Regions from separate parts of the Homo sapiens genome. Here region 1 is linked to region 2. The links are chromatin contacts, found by Hi-C or POLR2A ChIA-PET in ENCODE. All regions are on one chromosome and are shown on one strand. The core of a region is the stretch at or near the end of the contact, and the rest is flanking DNA. Distances in the headings are between cores, read along the strand shown. Region 1 holds the start of LINC02815 (long intergenic non-protein coding RNA 2815). Region 2 has its middle 130 kb from the start of LINC02815.

Evidence for each region. Hi-C counts contacts between places; a loop is a spot of excess contacts on that map. ChIA-PET counts read pairs that join two places held with the same protein, here RNA polymerase II (POLR2A). Pooled maps may share reads with other maps.
Region 1: a map of CD14-positive monocyte shows a loop between it and region 2 (6-fold over the local background). The contact joins the promoter of LINC02815 here to the enhancer-like site in region 2. A Hi-C loop is called at or near these places in 3 of 168 maps with a recorded cell type or tissue (CD14-positive monocyte and ascending aorta) and 2 of 50 pooled maps. POLR2A ChIA-PET finds 5 or more read pairs at or near these places in 2 of 52 experiments (RWPE1 and WTC11).

The regions. Positions count from the first base shown.
Region 1 is chr1:229,152,996-229,157,385 of GRCh38, forward strand. It overlaps LINC02815 (long intergenic non-protein coding RNA 2815), which reads right to left and starts at 1,730. Exons shown (of 5, transcript NR_186727.1): 1 at 1,575-1,730.
Region 2 is chr1:229,022,363-229,026,857 of GRCh38, forward strand. No RefSeq gene overlaps it. Among named protein-coding and RNA genes, the nearest start is that of LINC02815, 130 kb to the right of the region's middle. Within about 2 kb of position 2,476, at least 4 of the 41 ENCODE cell types and tissues checked have a DNase peak (open chromatin) inside an H3K27ac peak, as active enhancers do; they include CD14-positive monocyte, where a contact is called at or near this core.

The sequences.
Region 1 (4,390 bases), core at 480-2,979, 130 kb after region 2:
AGATACGCTATCATCCAGGCTTTGTTGTTCCATTGATAGAGCATAGGCAGAGTCAATTTTGCATGATGTTTAAAGGCCCTAGGATTTCCAGAATGGTAAATGAGCATTGGCTTCAACTTAAAGTCACAAGTTGCAATAGCCCCTAACAAGAGAATCAGCCAGTCCTTTGAAGCTCTGAAGCCAGACATTGATTTCTCTATAGCAATGAACACTTTAGATGGCATTTTATTCTAATACAATTAGGGTGTTTAATATATGTTGAAAATATGCTGTTTAGTGTAGCCACCTTCATCAAATATCTTAGCTAGTTCTTCTGAATAACTGCTGCAGCTTCCACATCAGCACTTGCTGCTTCACCCTGTACTTTCATGTTATGAAGATGTCTTCTTTCCTTAAACCCCATGAGCCAACCTCTGCTAGCTTCCATCTTTTCTTCTTCAGCTTCCTCACCTCTTTCAGCTTCATAGATTTGAAGAGAGTTGGGACCTTGTTCTGGGTTAGGTTTTGGCTTAAGGGAATGTAGTGGCTAATTTGCTCTTCTATTAAACCACTCAAACCTCTTTGTATCAGCTTTCTTATCATTTGTATGTTCACTGGAGTAGCACTTTTAATTTCCTTGAAGAACTTTTTCTTTACATTCACAGCCTGACTGTTTGGCACAAGAGGCCTAGCTTTTGGCCTCTCTAGACTTTTGACGTGCTAAGCTTCATTATTTCTAGCTTTTAATTTAAAGTCAGAGAGGTGCAACTTCCATTCACTTGAACACTTAGAAGCCATTAATAGAATTATTAATTGCCCTAATTTCAATTGTGTTGTATCTCAGGGAATAGGGAGGCCCAAGGAAAGGAAGAGAGATGATGGAATGGCCGGTGGGTGGAGCAGTCAGAACACACATACATGTTGATTAAGTTCCCTGTCTTATATGGACATGGTTTGCGGTGCCATGAAACAATTACAATAGTAACTTCAAAGACCACTGATCACAGAGCACCATAACAGACATAAAAATAATGACAACTTTTGAAATATTGGGAGAGTCACCAAAATGTGACACAGAGACATGAAGTGAGCACATGCTGTTAGAAAAATAGCACCAATAGACTTGCTCAACTCAGGGTTGCCACAAACCTTCAGTTTGTAAAAAACACAGTATCTACCAACCACAATAAAGCAAAGCACCATAAAACAAGACGTGCCTGTAAATGGTGCCTTCTGCACTCACTCTGTCTGAGCAAGTGTACGCAAGCTCCAGGGCCAGCAGATCCTGTGGATTCTGCAGTTTCTATGGAGGGCCCTTGGGAGCCCTTGGGCATTGGAAGAACCTATGAGGACAGCTACTAAGTCATTGAAATCCTTCTCCCCCAGAGCCCTCTGTGGGCACAAATAGGTGTGGCATGTCCAAGCAGCAATAGTCTCCAGTTTGGGCCATTCCACAGGGACCATGTTCAACCAAACCACACCACTGAGACAAAGATGAGAAATCTCAGGTGAGTCCATCTGGGCCAGGGACCTCCCCTCCATAACACAACATCAACAAAAAAAAGCATGTGCTGCTCCCCTGGGACGAACCCTACCTCCAAGAAGGAACAGCGTTGCTGTAAAATGCTTGGCCTCAGAACCATGCCCAGTGCTGGAGCGCCCACCACAGTAGACACAGAAGCTGGAACATCAGTCTCTGTGGACATCCTTTTACCCACGAGGAAGGAGAGGTGCAGGAAGCTGAGAAAGGGCAGCCTCTGGTACACACTGTCTCCTCATTCCCTCCCTTGGTGTTGGCCCCTCCTCCTGTCTCTAGTCTTTATAGGTTGGGGATCTAAGCCTCTTCCCCTCCACTCATTGTGGGAAGCCCAAAAGAAATCTGCCAGTGATGCAGGGAAGGAAGCTGTCGGGACTGGTAGAGTCTATGCTGAAGAAGGGCCTCCTGTTCCACGTGATTTAGCAAAGTTCCAGAGAATGGCACAAGAGGCCAGCACCAAAGTCTTGCCGTGTAATAAAGTCCTCTTGTCCTTGGAACTGCTCCCTGGGTTCATCTCTCCCAGGAAGCCCAAGGAGTTGTCCATTGGACACATGAGGGGGGATCCATGGTCAGTCAGTTGCTTTCATTTCCCAACACACATGGGGAATTTCTCTTAACTCATGACTTTGCAAAGTAACACTGTGATAAGGTGAACAGAATTGAGTTCACATTATAGCATAAAATTTCAGCAAGTTATTGAACAACTAGGCTAAACATAGAGAACTATAGTTGCACTTCAATTTCAGCCCCTGCACATACAAAACTGCATTGCAAGCCTATTTCTGTTATCCCCCTTGGCCTTCGGCCACTGACCCAGCCCTGGTTTGTCCAGGCATGTCACTTTTTCATCTGGCTCTGTCCTCTATCTAGTCAGGATCATCTTCTATGTCTAGGGTCAGGCTGGCTGAAGAAACTGTTAAGTTCTCCATTGTTTTAGCTCAGAATTCAGCTGTGGAAGTACAGAACTTTCCTTCATAACCACACTACATCGTCAAAGCAGGAGCACAGTGTGACTGCTGGTGGTCCTGCACCTGCACAAATGACGACAGTCCTGGAAGCTAAATGCTCTGTGCTCCTCTGAGTGTGCATTTCTGTGAATCCCCAATGACACAGCCACTGCTGGAGAAAAGGCTGTGGCTGACACACAGCATGGTAGAAAGAGATTTACAGACCTTGTTGGCGCCGAGAAGGGGGAAGTACATCCTACTGCCGATGGCTCCCTGGAGGACCCGCCTGCGCCAATCAGAAGTCTCCTATCCGCGATGGTTTCCTGTCTCTTCCTCAATGTCAGTCTCTTCCTCTCCACCCTCCACCCCCAGCTCTAAAAACCAGAGCCAAATAGCAACTGCCCTGGAAAAAGTGCTGTCTTCCCAAGGTTGTAGGTTTACCATTTCATGCTCAGTTTAAAGTGCCTGAGAAGTACAGGAGGAAAAGTCTGTTAACCAGACTACATGAAGAAAAATACTGAGGAACCATAGGTACCCATTAACTGGTTTAACAAGAAAAGATTTCTAGCTGGGCACGATGGCTCATGCCTGTAATCCTAACACTTTGGAAGGCCGAGGTGGGAGGACTGCTTGAGGCCAGGAGTTTGAGACCAGTCTGGGCAACATAGCAAGAATCCATCTCTATAAAAATAAAAGAAAAGTTGGAGGGAGGGAGGCCAATGGGCAGGATTGGGCAGTGGGTCTCCAGCCGAGCTCCTGGGTCAGCTGCCTGCTAGAGGGGCTGGCGGTAAGGGAGGAGGACTGAGGCCAAGGGTGGGTCTCTGGATCCTACCCTCACTCTGCCAGAGCAACCCCACATACATTGTTTTCTGTGTTAGGATACAATATCAGATCTCTTTTAACCAAGAAGTTTCACTCCTAAAAACAGGGCAGAACGGGCACTGGTGTTAGAGGTGATCTTGAATCAGCTGAGACCTGGAAGTCATCTTCCTTTCTTCATTTGCTAAATGCCTAATATGAGCTGTTTTTCTTATCAGTTTCCCTTCTCTGCAAAAACAGTCTTGCATAGAAAAGATTTGAACCAACTGGGGGCAAGTGCTCAGTAGCGATTCCAGCATCTATAGCCCTGACTATGCCAAGTAATGGTCTGACTGCTTCCCCTGGGGCCTCCCACTACCCCAGCAGCCACCTTCCTACTGTTGGTTTTATTGATAAACTGGGATAGACAGCCAGGAGGAAATAATTTCTGCTTCTGCGAGAAGCCCTAATAGGCCTTTACCCACCCTCAATAATCACTCACTTGCAACACTCGCCGGCATCTTATTACAACTGGAATTCCAAGGAAAACAAGAAATGCTCACTGAACTCATGGATAAAGATTTTCCTGATGAACTGAGGACTTCTCTGCTACCCCTGTTTATTTCTCTCCTTCTCCTCCTTCCGGCCTCCCACCAGCTCCTACTGACTTCATCCCATGCGGCACATGGACCTGCTACCAGGTCCCAGGTCTTTCTAAAATTCAGGAAGAGCTCTGGCTGAACCCTTCTGAGTTCATGGGGACAGTGACACCTGCTGCTTTTCTGCTGCAGGACAATGGTTTGTTCCCTCATTCTATCAGGGAACATATTTTGGGTTCCTACCAGATGCCAGGTTCTGTTTTAAACACCACGGACACAGAGATAAACACACACAGGTTTCCTGCACTAAAGCCAGTTATCATGTGGTAAGGGAGACAGACAACCATAACACAGAGTGACAGATGCAGAAGGCAGGCAGGGTGAGGGGTTGGGGCAGGACCCAGAGATGGGGCATGCCACCTAGATAAAGAGACAGGCATAACCTTCCCAACAAGCCACTCTGCAGCTGTATCCTGGACACCCAGTGGCTCTGGCAAGGGATCACAGATGGTTTAAGACATTTCACTAAC
Region 2 (4,495 bases), core at 1,226-3,725:
TTGGGATATTGTATCATTATTTACCTTATGGGTTGTGAATTTTAGAGAAAATTAGTATAAAATGCCTAGTATAGTGCTCTCAATAAATGCACACATGCTATCACTGTCTCAGGCAGTAGGTTCTATTGAATCACATTCTTCTACAACTGGAAAACAGCAATGTAGATGATCTCCTAGGGGTTGGGAGGGGATGATCTGTGAAAGTGTTGGAGCCATCTAGACACACTGAGTGGAGATGTAATTTGAGCCTGGGAGAGAATTCTCAAGTCAGTTCAAAGGGCTATAATTTCATTAATTCAAAATCCCACTTAAGTTGGGGAAAATGAGGTCCTAGGAGAGAAGCCAGATGTCAAGGACAAGCCCAGTTAGTGGATGAACTTTTTTGTAGCCAGCTGCCTCCCCAGGGCTCCCTGAACAAAGCATGCATTGTAGCTGCTGCGTGGGCCCCATGGCAGGAGGAGTACCCGGGAGCCAGAGCCTGGTGCATGGGGAGGAGGCGGGCCAGGGCCGCAGGGAGAGGCTTGGATGCCCTGGAAACACAACTGGATCAATTCAGCCTGACAAAATCTTTCCTCCTGCTAAAATTTTCCTCAAACAGAACAAAAGGGAAAGTCAGAGCATTTTTGCCAAATCAACCAGAGAAAGGAAAGCTGGCGCAAAGTTAATCACTATTTTCTTCCTGGCTGTCCAGGCCAGAGATACCCATGATGGGAGCAAGAACACTTGTCATCACCCGCTTGGTCACTATGGATGACATAGGAGCCCTTTCCTTGCAAACAAGCAATACAGAAAAGGAAGTGCCTGGGTCCCAACCCTGTAGGGTGCAGCCAGAACCCACAATGCACTATTCTCTGCAGATCAAGAGGCTTCTAATCTTACCTTGACTCACCGCCTTATCCAAACAGCAGAGCCCCTGCAAAACCCCTCTTTTGGAGAAGGAAATCTCGGGTGGGATAATTCATTGCAAACATCATTGATTAGTCCAGGGAGAGGTCAGGAGCTCCCTGGGGCAGGCACATCACTCTAGTCATGAAGGAAAAGACTCCACCATGGTGCCCTTTAGCATCACTAAGAAACGATTTCTAGACTGCTGGTCTGTCCTGCCAAAGCAAAATTACTCACAAGATATAACAGGCACTAGGTACAACAGTGTAGCACCAGCTTTTGCATAAAAAAGCTTAACTTTGAGTTGGGGATATGCCACTTCCAAGCAGTTGAACCTTGATCAATGCATTGACCCTCAGGGAGCCTCGGATTTCTCATTTATGAGGTGGACAGAATCAGAGGATGGTGAACGGCGTGGAGCAGAGGCAAGGAGGGTCTCCTTGGCTCATCTGCTGGGTCTGCTGCAGCCTACAGAGAAACCACAGGCTGTCGTACGCACATAACTCAGTAGTCCACTTCCTCTCTGGGACACACAGCAGTCCACAGCCTTGCTCCCATGGAGACAGCCAGCACAGCCTGCAGGCCATCAGCCCAGGAAGGGAACTGGCAAATTTTAGAGCACTAAGACGGCAGCTGATACAGATACTCGGTCGGCCCAGGCCACACCAGCATCCAGGTGACTGGGTCCTGCCAGATGGAGCATGGGACAACATAAAACTCCCAGCATCCACTTCTCTAAAGGGGAGAGTGTGCACACTAAGCCCACAGACACCTTCACGTCCAACATCGCCATCAACGCACCCAGGGCAGGGCAGTTCCTGGGATGTGGACCTGAGCCACAGCCTGGCCTTGTCAGTGCACCAGGTTCTGGGAGAGCAGCCAGACACAGAATGGTGGCAGATGCTCCACTCCTTAAAGAAACAGCAAATTGCGCAGTCCTTCCCTATTTCCCAGGCCTGGGGACTCCTCACATGAGCATGGTAAAAAATTTATATACTTATTCAGAGGTTTAAAAATCCCCCAAATATATAAATACACCAGCAAATCAAATGGCATTGCCATAAGGAGAGCATCCTTGGAATTTATCTATCCGTCTTTCAATTGGCCATTTAGCTCAGTTTGGGCCCTTAACAATACAAGCATGATAAGGTCTCGTCACTGTGTCTCCAGGATCTGATCACTGCAGACCCTGGGCAGTGATTAGGGAGCATGGGCTCTGGAGGACCAGCGCCTCTGACTCTCTATGGCCCCGGGCAAGTCTCCAGGTCTCCATTGCCTCACCTCTAAAGTGAACGTAGAGTCTAGAACGTAAGCCAGTGCGTGCTGACGGTCCCCACACCGCACTGCCAGGGGCCTCGGGCTCTGCTCTAGCAGCTTGGCCTGGACCACGGAGCTCTTTGACCAGGACCTGCTCCACCTGAGGCTGATGCCCTCATGGTGCTGCCTGGCCCAGCCACGCCCATGATCCTTTTCCAGGGTCCCGGAGAAGGAGAAGAACTTCCTTTCTGGTCCTTCCCATTCTGCTCCTGGGTTCAACCAAGCAGCTTCTAGGCAGCTCTGATGACTCAGCAGCAGTGACTCACAGGTTCCCAGGACAGCAGATGAATCCTCTGCTTCTCTGGCTCCCTCTCCGTCCCCTGGCTCTTCCTGGCAATGTGCTTTCACTCAGCCTTGGGCCCACTTTCCCATCCCTCTGGGGACATACCCCCTCGCTTGTCCTGAGACCCACAGTTGAGACCCACACCTGGGCTCCAGCCTCTCTACTGTTCTTTTTACTTCCCAAGCTGGCCCATGGTCCCTTCAGGCTCAGCTCTCCAGGGATCTGCTACCCCGTTCCTGCCTCCGGGACCCACTCCACCCTCCTGGCACTGGCTGGGTCCTGGTGGAGGAGCTACCACAGGCAGCAGAGAAGCAGAATTCTGCTGAGAGCTGTGACCCGAGGACACTGGGCCCCACCAAGCCCACGGTGCAGACCCTGGACTGCTAGAGAGGATGGCAGCACCATCCCCTCCAGGAAGAGCCACCAGGCCTGGAGGAAAACCTGCGCCTCTGAGAGCCTCAAAGGAGCTGTGCCAGTCAGAAGGTGCCGCTCAATGGTCCTGGTCCTCTGGGGGTGACAGGGTCACACTGCGAGCCGGACTTTACACAGCACATCAGTGTGAAGGATGCCAGCATCCTTGTCTGTCATCTTCCTAATTATGAGCCTGCTCAACCCCTCCCCAGCCACCTAGCTCATGCAGGGCCTTCGCTTCTTTGGGCCTTTCCCTCCTTCATGCCATGAGAAGTAAAGGCCAAGAAGGGTCGCAGGACATAGGCCCTGGGGGCTAGGAGCAACCGCCAGTGTGGATGTGTGCATACTAAACCCAGGGCAGGGCAAAGAGAAACACTAGGACCCAGAAACATCTGTCTCAGAAGTGCTTTCATCCTGCTGGGATACACTAAGGTACAGGCAGGAAGAAAGCCCCATGCCTGAAGGGGAAGCTACTGAAGACACAGCAGGTGGCTGAGCAGTGCCACAGGTGACAGCTCACTGCTGGGCTTGTTCCTGCACTACCTTCCCTGGTTTGTCCCCTGGGATGCTGGGGAAAGAAATTATGTTGGGATTTTTTCTATAAATAATTTCCTGTCATTGTGTGTAATGATTGGCGAATAATTTCACAACAACTGGCTGTTTCTTTGTTGCATTCTAAACTTGAGCAGCACTGTGGATCATCAGCATTTTCTGTCTCCCCGCCATTTGAAAAGAACAGTTTCCTGGGACAATTCCTTGAGCCCAGGTCGAGGCTGCGGTGAGCTATGATCACGCCACTGCTCTCCAGCCTGGGTGACGAAGTGAGACTCCATCTCTAAAATATAAATAAATAAATAAATAGCAAAATGTTTCCCTTTCTCCATAAGAAAAATGCTTTTAAAAATTTCTCCTCAGATGCAAACATGTTAAACCCAAGTAAATGTCCCTTCACCTGGGTAGGCCTCAAAGGAAAAGTTTCAGCCACCTGAAATGCCAGTTAGCTGGTCAGCCTGTAAGACGCTTGTTTATTTGTAAAGAAATAGCCCATTCTGCGCAGTCTCAACAGTGGCCCTGGGAAACGGCAGCCCTGCTTTTATTTTTAAACCTCAAAGTTCATCTTAGAGATAAAGCTTTCTTTTCTCATGAGAGGCTGAGTGTCGTACATGGGTATGAAGGTGTAACATAGGCCTTAGACAATCATTTGTAACCTTAGAGGCAACAGGAACATTCAGAGCTGCCTGCCAGGCCCAGACACTCAAAGTGCTACAAAGTCGCCGATCTTTGTGCTTTGGGAGATCAAGTAGTTCCCTTCCCCAGGGCTATATTTCAACCAGGGTTGAGTTCATCTTTGTGCTTGTTTTTTCCCAAATAGCTCACTTTCTGATTTTTTTGGCTTAATAGTGAGATTATTTAAGAGGCACCAAAAGAAAAAGCTCAGTGAAAAAATTGTTTTAGCAATAGAATGAGTTAGTATGAATCCCAGTGCTCATCATAATATTGACTGTTATACACATAAAATACGAATGGCGAAAGAATAAGAGGGGTTCCTTTTTTCTTCTTCTTCTTCTCGAGATGGAGTCTTGCTCTGTCGCCCAGGCT